Linked DNA regions of Mus musculus: region 2 is linked to region 1. The links are chromatin contacts, found by Hi-C or POLR2A ChIA-PET in ENCODE. All regions are on one chromosome and are shown on one strand. Each heading gives the region's core, a stretch centred on a gene start or an enhancer-like site at or near the end of the contact. The rest is flanking DNA. Distances are from core to core; before and after follow the strand shown. Region 1 holds the start of Fcho2 (FCH domain only 2). Region 2 holds the start of Tnpo1 (transportin 1).

Region 1 (5,270 bases), core at 1,413-3,912:
ATGTCTGAACAGGAGTGGAGGAGCCTTGGTGTTCAACAGAGTCTAGGACGGGTTCAGTACACCACTCAGGAGTCAAAACTGCACATTCTCTTTAGACACCTTTTCCAACACACACACACATCTAATGTCATCTAATCTTTTTCAAATTTAATGTTTATGTGTATATAAGGTAGTATTCAGTGAATACTTGAAAAACACACAAATCTTTCACTCTTATCAACAAGTGCTCAGTTAAATACAACTGCAAGTAGGTTCTTTTAAGTTACTGAAAACAAATTTTCTTGTAGTTTTCTTTTCTTAATACAAGTGCATGTTTTATTTTACCTGTTACTTTTAGTAAATAAAGTTTGTATGTTGCAGGGAGGGAAGGAGGGAGGGAAGGTATACCGGTATATGTATCTAAAGGTCTGGCATGGTGTGCCTGGGAAGCAGAAGCAGGCAATCTGAGTTAAAAACAACCTGGTCTACACAGTGTGCTCCAGGACAGCCAGGGCTATGTAAATAGACCCTATCTCAAAAAAAAAAAAAAAAAAAAAAAAGTTAGGGCTAATAGAAATGACACACACCGGTATTCCCAGCAGTCTGTAGGCAGAGACAGGAGGATCAGAAGGCCAGGAAACTGCCTTTAAATAAGTGTGAGGGCACAAGGTTTGGGAGGATTATTCAGACTATGAAAAGGATTCAATAACAAAAAGGCAATAAAAATAATCAAATTTTAAAACTGACAATGGGTCTACAGTTTTCCAAAGAAAAATACTTAAAATGGGGAAAAAAATGTTTGACACCATTAGCCACAGAAAAATGCAAATCAAGAGCACAAGCTGCTACTTCATGTCCACCTCATAGTAACAAAAGATAGCAAGTGTTAGTGAGTGTACATCTACTCTGAGACACTGCAGAGCACGGTGCAATGCTGTAGCCACTCTGAGGAACAGTCTAGCAGTTGACTGAAAGAGTACTCCATCTGCTTCTTGGCCCTTTGGCTAACCATGTGCAAATATAGAGTTAAACACGTGATCCAGTAAATTCCATTCTACAAAGAAAAACACATGCTCTGACACACTTGTATAAAGTGTTCATTGCAATATTACTCATAATAAAAGAGACGTTGCGATGGGTACCAAATATCCATCACCAATGAATAGATAAGTAAAAAAGGGAATGGAATATTATTTGATCATAAAAAGGAATGAAATAGTAATATGTATTATCTCGTGGATTACCTTTGAAAATACTATGGTAAGTGAAATAGTCATCAGAGAGCCGGGTCCAGAAAGGACGGAACTGTAGAAGCAGATCGGTTGCCTAGGGACCGAGACAAGGGGCAAACTGGGAATGACTCCTAACCGGTAAGGGATTTTTTCTGAGGTTATGAAATTGTTCTAAAATTGACTGTGGTGATGTTTGCAAAAAAACAATGAGGAACTCTTCACAGTATACACTTTAAGTGCATGCATAAAACCGCTCTTTAAAAACACCACCGAGTACAGATGATTGCGAAAAGCGAATTAACATTCAAAACAAATAACCATGAACTGATTGTATTCAAGCCCGTGCTTGAGACTGAATTAAGAATCTCAGCTAGCAGTAGCTGGCATGACTGAAAGCTGACTCCTTTCAACACCTTACCTAAATGAAAGTGGTGCCGTATTTGCAACTGTCGGGCCACGAAAACCCAAGTTCGGCCAAGATACCTGAGTAAACACGTAACTTTCCTGTTCATGGCAGAAGCGTACTTGCCACGATCGGCTAACAGCAACTGCACGAAATCACACGGCGAGGAGACTAGAGGGGTGTGGGGAGCCCGAGGAAGGTCCACGAAACCCAACTTCCACGGGCTTTGTGAGCAGGCCTGAAGGCAAAGTCCTGGGCGCAGCCCCCACCAGCCCAGCCGCGCGGCCAAGAGGAAGTGCCGAGCCCGCTCGGCCCTGCACGGACTCTGCGTGGGGTCCCGGGCCTGCGCCGCGGGAAGCCGACCAGCCGGGTGCCCGGCTCCCCGCGCCGGACGCCGCGCACGCACGCCCCGTCGGCGCTTTGTCCCCGCCCGGCGCCGCCGGCCCTCTGGAGTCCCCGCCGAGACTCCCGGGCCGCGCTGCCAGCCCGGGCGCCGCGCGCAGTGGCCAACCCGGAGGAGGCGGGTGGCCGGAGAGCCGTGGCCCGCGGGAGCTCGGCCGGGCAACCCCGGGGCCGTGGACTCTCGCTCGGCCGCCCGAGGAGCCGCCGCCCGCCGCGCACGCAGGCCGCGGGGAGAAACCGAAGCCCGCGGCGTCCCCAACACCCTCCGCTCACCCAGAAATTCTCCACGAAATGCGCCATGACCATCTTGCCGCCGCCGCCGCCGCCGCCGCCGCCGCGCCGGGTTCCGCGTCCGCACCCGCCCGCCGCTGTGTAAACACGGACCGGCCCCTACGGCGCCCCCGCCTCTCGCCGCCGCCGCCTTCTTCCCAGAGACCGCCCGCGCCCTCTAGGGCGCATGCGCCACCTAGCGGCAGGCGCGGCCGCCGCCACCACGGGGCGAGAGCCTGACTGTCGCTCCCGAGTGCGCGTGCGCGCAGCCTGTCCGGGTCCGAGCGTTCGCAAGGAATGGTACAGAGCTTAGTCTGCGCGAGCCTCCGGGGCTGGCGGGAGTCGAGCTACCCGCAGGCCCGGGGGGCGGAGCTAATAGGGCCACGCCCCCTCGCGTCCAGCGTCCTGGCCTTCTAGGATCTCCAGCAGTCCCAGGTCCTGGCAGACTGGGACTAAGGAAACTTGGCAGCCGGCCACCCCAAGGAGACTGGGAAACCTTTGGTCAACAGGGAGCCTCTCCTTGACTGGGAAGTAAGATCCAAAACAAAACTGTCCAAGGCCGGAAAGGGAGGGAACGCCCAGTGTCGCCTGCAAGACTCAGGCAGTGCAGTCGGTCACAAGGGAGCCAGCCGGCCTGGACCGCCTGCCGAGAGCAGGCGTGACCCGAAACGCGACTCTTCCAGGCCTGTTCACAAAGCCCATGGTGGTAATCTTACCAGTTTGTACACCCAGGAGGAAAGGACACAAGTTTTAACATGCTTCGGCCTGATGGGGAAAAGAAATCCCTCGCCATGCCTTTCTTTCCAAAAGTTTAAAAAACTTTAGAGGTCCCAAGTTCATTAAGCTAAGTCAAAGATCTGCAAGTTGGAAGTCAAGCTCCAGAGATGATTTAGTGTAGTTTTAACTACAGTATGAACACCGCACGTCCTAAGATCGTTTTCAAACATGGACAATGTAGCACTTTCTTCAAAGGAAATTATTTGCCTCCCCAAACGATGTATGTAAACACTTTTCATGTATCTTTTATATAGTCGATAGCAAAAGATAACCAGACAAAGGTTGTGCCTTTATAAGAATATCTTTCAGAAATATTCACGTAAAGCTAAGACATCTAGCATCTGCTCAGGAGTATTTGGTGGAAGCAGGGCAGAAGACTAGGGTATAGGAGGAACAAGATTGGCCATACAAGTAGTTGAATGATGGAAAGATGCTATTTCCATATACTATTTTAAAAGGTCTATGTGTATGAGTGATTTGCCTGCATGTTAGGTATGAATTCCATGTGTGTGCCTAGTGCCCAATAAGACCAGAAGAGCGTGTGGGATCCTCTGAAACTGAAGATACAGAAAGTTGTGAATCACCATGTGGACTTTGGAATTGAATCAGGGTCCTCTCCAAGAGCATTAATACTCATAACCACTGAGCAATCTCTCCTTTGTTTGTTTGTTTTTGTTTTTCTTGTATATGTTAACTCTTCCATTTAAAATAAATATTTGCTTTTGTTTTGTAAACCATCAGCCCAGTTATGCTATCCTTGGTGCTTAAGATAGAAGAAAATTCTAACAAAAGGAGTAAGAAAGCTCACCCTGCAAAAGCGGCTGGTACTGGATTCCTAATATCACCAGGCTTAGTGCGAGAGAGGATCCCCGAGTTTCCTTTTTTTACTGAGACCCGCCAACATGGGCCGAGTTCACACCAAGACTGTGAAGAAGGCGGCCCAGGTCATCATCGAGAAGTACTACACACACCTGGGTAATGGCTTCCACAGTAACAAGCGCCTGTGGGAGGAGACCTCCATTATCCCCAGCTAGAAACTTCGGAACAAGATAGCTGGCTATGTGACCCATCTGATGAAGTAGATTCAGAGAGGTCCTATGAGAGGCATCTCTATCAAGCTGCAGAGCGAGAGAGAGAGAGAGAGAGAGAGAGAGAGAGAGAGAGGGAGAGGGAGAGGGAGAGGGAGAGGGAGAGGGAGAGGGAGAGGGAGAGGGAGAGGGAGAGGGAGAGGGAGAGGGAGAGAGAGAGAGAGAGAGGAGAATTATGTTCCTGAGGTCTCAGCCCTAGATCAAGAGATCACTGAGGTGGATCCTGACACCAAGGAGATGCCGAAGCTTCTGGACTTGGCAGTCTCTCTAACCTTCAGGTCACTCAGCCTACAGTTGCGATGAATTTCAAACACCAATTGGAGCTGTTGTAATAAACCTGAAAACAAAACAAAACAAAACAAAACAAACAAAAAAAAAGAAAGAAAGGATCCTGAAATTCTAGGCGTTAAATGACCATATCTCTGTGTGTGTCTATCTCTCTGTCTGTCTGTCTCTCTCTCTCTTACACACACACACACACACACACACACACACACACACTCACACACACTTCCTCTAAAAAGAAAAGCTACGGGCTGGAGAGATGGCTCAGTGGTTAAGAGCACTGACTGTTCTTCTAGAGGTCATGAATTCAATTCCCAGCAATTACATGGTGGCTCACAACCATCTGTAATGAGATCTGATGCCCTCTTCTGGTGTGTCTGAAGATAGCTACAATATAATCATATACATGAAATAAATAAATATATATTTTAAAAAGGGAAAGCTACACAGGTGACTCTGTTAATCATGATCTAATATTAAGCCCTGACCCCCTAACCATAAATCTCCTCTCCCATGACCAATGCTATTCAGGTCCCAACAAAACCCGTTAATATCTTTTCCTCTGTATCCTCGTGGTAAAAGGTAAACTGTGAATGGCAGTAAAAATCTGTTAGAGGAGGTGTGGAATGGCTGCCCCATCAGAAGCAGGCAGCTTTGGAGTTGAGGCAAATTTGAGGCACTGAAGTGCTTATTACAGAGGGAGGTTAACTTGTCAAGTCCTTCCACTCAGTTTCAATGCATTTGGTTCTTGAATAACAAAACATGTTTTCTCCCAGTAGTGTCAAACCCAGATTTGCCTTCTCTTAAGGTTCTAATTTGTGGTGACAACACTGG
Region 2 (5,477 bases), core at 1,623-4,122, 110 kb after region 1:
AAAACGATGATGACGAGAACATTAGTGATTTGTGGAGCATCGACTCCATGTGGGCCTGGTTCTGAGAGCTTCCTAAGTGAACTCAGTTCTCAGAACACAACCGAGATGATGTAACCTGTTTCACGTTACACTGACAATTACAAAGGGCCTGGCTTAGATTGCCCATCCACATGCAGGACAAGCCTACCTTGTATCATAACCTAAGCCATTAGAAGGACACCGATGATTCAAACCCCTCACACTGAGAGCCACCTGTCTCCTTTCTGTACTAAATTCAAATAGTTCCACTGCCACTGACTGCCTTTTAGAAATAAGATGTGAGCTGGGTGTGGTGGCGCACACCTTTAATCTCAGCACTTGGGAGGCAGAGGCAGGTGGGTTTCTGAGTTCGAGGCCAGCCTGGTCTACGGAGTGAGTTCCAGGACAGCCAAGACTACAGAGAAACCCTGTCTCAAAAAAAAAAAAAATTTTTTTTTTGAAGACAAATCTCCATCCTCGTTTCTTGTTTCATTTGTGCATGAAGATGCTTGAAAGCGAATACTCTACTCATCACACCAACTACAGTCCTTCTAAGAACAGTGCCTAGGATAGATGTGTCAGAACCACACAAAGGCTTTGAGAACCTCCCTTCCTAACCTCTACCTGACTAACCACAGTCCACCCACTCTCACAAACCTCTGTCCAACAGTGAATACACTCCTCTAACCTGCTAGAGCCTTACTAACACTAGCCAAGCAGGACCTCATCTTGTGAGAAGTTTCCTTTTGGAAGGTGCACTGTCCTCCGTGATTCTGAAATCACCAGTTACACTCTAGTTCAGCTCTCTCAATCTCTGCACGTAAGCATTTGGGGGGGGTGGGGAGGGCCAAATCTTTGGCATCTTATACCACATTCTTTTCTTTCTTTCCTGGTTTGTTTGTTTTTGGAGACAGAGTTTCTCAGTGGAGCCCTGGCTGTCCTGGAACTCAGAGATCTGCCTGCCTCTGCCTCCAAAGGCAGTCCGCATGCTGTCACCTTCCTCTCTTTCATTTATTCTGGTTACATTTACTTCATGTGGAACTTGACTTGGCTTCCTTAGAACCTGATTTCTTTTCAAAAAAAAAAGCTTGCCAATATGGCTAACAAACACAAGAAATTCCTCTAAATATAGCACATGTTCACATTTCAACACAATTTAAGAAAACTGAATGCACACAATCACTTTAACATAAGTAAAAAAAAATAGTCATAAAACAATGACTATAACAATTATTGATACTGGAAATAGTCACAGCTAGGATCTTTTTTTTTTTTAAGATAAAATTCTATCCTGTTGCTATTATATAATGGCAAAAAGGCACAGCTAGGATCTTTTTTTTTTTTTAAGATAAAATTCTATCCTGTTGCTATTATATAATGGCAAAAAGGCTTTTAGGAATGGAGGGAGAAATACAAAAATATTTTCTATAGGTCTTTCAGTGGGAGGAATTCAGTAATTTCTGGCCAGGGCAGGATGGAAAAGCACATGGCTAATGGAAGGCCGAGGCCCTCTTCAGAAAGGGAAGACGAACCACTCACAGTGCAGTAGGTGTACACGGACTCAAGTAAAAGCTGAATTGCCAAACCACTATTCACCCACACACGGCAAGTGTCAAGGAGTTTAAAATAAATCGGCCACCTCTAAAGTAGTATTTTTCCTTTGCACTTGCAAATTTCCACATAGACCAGCCATTCTCTAGAACCAGGACGGAGGGTTACAGGACAGTAACAAGGATCACTTCTCACCAACTACAAACCATCCACTTACTTCATTAGCACACTTTCTTACCACACTTAAGTGAAAGTTTCGATAGGGAAACTCAAAACCCAGCAGGTACTTTTGGTATCCTAAAGATGAACACGTCTGAGCGTGCACATTGCAGACAGACAGGTCAGTTCCAAATACTGATTTCACCGAATATTTTGCATTTAAGGAGCGTCTTCTCTTTAGGGGGGAAAAGCATTGCTTACGTACTCATTGAAGCCATCACTGTTTTTCGAACAGGACATACTAAGCTTCTTAATACAATCTCCCCAACTAGTGGACAGCCTCTGACTTCGTTTCTACAGTTAACAGCTGATTCGCGACTGGCGTAACAAAGTGAAACTGTAAACAATCCCTGCAAACCCCACGTGATTAAAAAAAATTAAGCCCCGCGAGATCATTTCTAAGAGGAAGAAAGCCTTTCTAAAGCCAGTTTGATTGTGGTGGCGGGTCTGTTCCTCGGCGGCCCTTCCCCGTGGCGTGGGCAGACAGAGGCAGACGTGCAAAACCCACAAACCTAAGCAAAACCCGTAGTTACAAACATTAAAATTATGTTCACAGGTCGCGAGGCCAGCAGGCCCTCGGGGGAGACGGATCAGCTGGCTGCAGAAACCGGAGTGTGCGAGGCTCCGGGACAAAGACCGGCGACCTCGGGCCCTCGCACCGTGCGGCCTGACGGGCATCGCAGCGGCTCGGCCCGCCAGCCTCCCGCCACCCCCAGGACCGACCTCCCGCTCCTGGGGCGCCGCCTGCCCTGTCCGGGACCCGCAGGGCGCCCGGGACCGCAGCTGTTGGGCTTAGAACCGCGCCGTCGCCGGCGGGCTCCAAACGGCCAGGCCCCGTCCGAGAGGGCGGACAGCGGAGCGCGGTCCCCTCGGCGCGGCGGCCGGTCGGAGCTCGCTCGGGCCGCTTCCCACCCGCCTCCGCCCTGGCCACGCACCCTCACGCCAACCTACCCGGTCCCACACCATCCCAGAGGCCTCCGGCGCTCGGGCCTTTCTGCCGAAGCGGCGCTGCCTCCCGTCCGGGGCCTGAAATGGCTGCGGAACAAAGAGAATCCGGGCTCCGGCGAGCGCCGGTCCGATTGGCCGGGGGGCGGAGCCCGGCGCGGGAATCTTCGGCGGCGGTCGCCTTGGCAACGGCGACGGGGCTGGGAAAACTGCGGCCTGGGCCTGCTGGCCTGCGTCGGGAAGGCGGGCGGGCGGGCGGCGCGCCCCAGCGGTTTTCACCAAGCGGGGTCCCGGGGTCGACGCCTCGGCCCCGTGCCCGCCTCACACCCCCTCGCGCCCACTGCAGCCCCCACAAGCCAGCCTGGGGCTCAGTCGCGGCCTCCGCTGCCCAGCCCGTTGAGTGTGAACGCCCAGATGCACGGCCCTTCCGGCGGCAGGTGACGTGCGTGCCCGGAGTGCACTCGTGTCCCCCCCGGGAGACCGCCGAGCCCAGAGCCCGGCGACACCCACCAGGCCGCTCGTCCCACAGTCGAACTGTTACAGCTTTCCTGGGACAAGGCAGAAGGGTGTGGGCGGACGGCGGCCCCCTTGATAACACAGGGGCTTCTGAAATGTGCTGATGTAGCACGAAACTACCATATAAAACCAAATGAAATGATTTAGAAAATTAGGTTTACATCTCTAGGTATGTTTCTACTATAAAGCTAGTTCCCTGAGCTTGGAGATAATAAGCTCTCCTCTCTCCTTATACAGCCACCACCAGAGAGGTACTGTAACTTCAAGCTGAAAGTGTTTTAAAATGGGAGAGGTAGGCACTTTTCAAGCCAGTTGCAATAATGGTAATGAAGAGAGGTGAATTGTTCTTCCCAGTGGTAGCACACGCTTTTAATCCCAGCACTTGGGAGGCAGAGTCAGGCAGACTTCTGAGTTCAAGGCCAGCCAGGGCTATACTGAGAAACCCGGTCTTGGAAGAATCGTTCTTCCCTGCCTGGTTATTTTTACACAAACTTACCACGTATGAGTATTTTAAATATGCACAGCAAGGTGGTCCTTTTTTCTGAGTGAGTGGCCAGCGAGAATTATCTTCACATCAGTGCTTTCAACTGCCTTAGTGTTACATACTTCTTGTTTAGGCAGTGATTGCTCTCCATACACTTTACAGGTAAAATTATTGTACCTAATTCTTGAAAAATGCTAAATATTTACAACTTATTTATTAAGAAGCTTAAAAATCTTCACTTGTAATACTTTTTAGTGTTACAATTAGCTTAACTCAAAGTTTGAGACTAAAAGATGGTTTTTATCATCAGAAAGCTGAAAATTGAAAGGGAAAATATTTAAAATTACTAAAATATGGCCAGGCATGGCAGCCCACACTTTTAGTCCCATCACTCCAGAGGCAGAGGCAGACAGATTGCTGAGTTCCAGGCCAGCCTGGCCTACACAGAGAAACTTTGTCTCTATCAAATAAAATAAACATTTTTAAATGTTGATTTAATAGAAGTTAGATAGAGTAGTGTTCTTGGAAAGGAATTTTCTAAGAAGGAATATGTCCTAAGAAAAACAATTTAATGTAAACCTTCCTCCAGAGCAGTTTGGTGAGTCTGCAAAAAAATTTACTGCAAGGAAAAATGTAAACAGGTCTTATTTTATACTTAAAAGCTTTCATTGTAGAGTAGAGACTTGTAAAAATCAGATGATTGTGTGATTGTGGTAACTGAATCTTACATTGCTGGAGATTTAAAAAATAAAATAGCATTAAAATCTATAAGATTAGGGGCTGGGAAAATGGTTCAGAGGGTAACAGCCTTTGTTTTTGCAGAGGACCTGGGTTTTAGTCTCCAACCATGAGGTAGCTCATAACCGTTCATAATTCCAGTTCCAGGGGTCCAATGCCCTGCTGACCTCCACAGACACTAGGCATTCCCATGATGTGCGTGGCAGCAAAGCACTCATACACATAAATAAAACTAAAGATGAGCAACTAAGGATTGTTGTAGGACCTACACCAAGCAATGAAGAAGAATTTACCTAAATACTACTTTGGGAATAAACAAAGCTAACTGGAAGGAGGAAGGATTGAATATTAATTAGTATATATAAAAGGATTTATTCCCTTGAATTCTTTTTAAAGAAAAACATTTTTTTTTTGGTATTTTATTTTTGGTACTTTTTGGTATTAAAGGTATGTGTTACCACCACCCCACATGAATTTTTCTTTAGGCAGGGCATGGTGGCGCACACCTTTAATCCCAGCACTTGGGAGGCAGAGGCAGGCGGATTTCTGAGTTCAAGGCCAGCCTGGTCTACAAAGTGAGTTCCAGGACAGCCAGGGCTACACAGAGAAATCCTGTCTCGAAAACAACAACAAAAAATTCTTGGTTATTAGATATTATAAAGTTGAGATGGGGCTGGAGAGATGACTCAGTGGTTAAGAGCACTGATTGCTCTTCCAGAGGACCTGAGTTCAATTCCCAGCAACCACATGGTGACTCACAACCATCTGTAATGGGATCCGAAGCCCTCTTCTGGTGTGTCTGAAGAGAGTGACAGTGTACTCACATACATAAAATAAATAAATCTTTTTTTAAAAATTGGGATGAGATAATCTAAGAATCTATTCTTTCATTGGATTGAAATGAGAATGTGACTATACAGAGATTCTGGGTAGAGATGCTTTAAATAAGTGATCTTTGACTCTGATCTTAAGCTAAAACTACTCTTACTCATCTTAAGGCTTATGA

What was found. Hi-C counts contacts between places; a loop is a spot of excess contacts on that map. ChIA-PET counts read pairs that join two places held with the same protein, here RNA polymerase II (POLR2A).
Region 2: a loop to region 1 is called in a map of heart, with 6 times the contacts of the local background. The contact joins the promoter of Tnpo1 here to the promoter of Fcho2 in region 1. A Hi-C loop is called at or near these places in 3 of 37 maps with a recorded cell type or tissue (all heart). POLR2A ChIA-PET finds 5 or more read pairs at or near these places in 3 of 5 experiments (Patski and embryonic stem cell).

What each region holds. Positions count from the first base shown.
Region 1 is chr13:98,812,787-98,818,056 of GRCm38, forward strand. Fcho2 (FCH domain only 2) reads right to left here and starts at 2,663. Exons shown (of 26, transcript NM_172591.3): 1 at 2,290-2,663. The coding sequence starts at 2,322. It overlaps Gm34995 (a long non-coding RNA gene), which reads left to right and starts at 3,195. Exons shown (of 3, transcript XR_382806.4): 1 at 3,195-3,283. It also overlaps the pseudogene Gm18134.
Region 2 is chr13:98,923,512-98,928,988 of GRCm38, forward strand. It overlaps Tnpo1 (transportin 1), which reads right to left and starts at 2,873. Exons shown (of 24, transcript NM_178716.3): 1 at 2,740-2,873. The coding sequence starts at 2,754. Gm52051 reads left to right here and starts at 901. Exons shown (of 2, transcript XR_003950643.1): 1 at 901-3,895.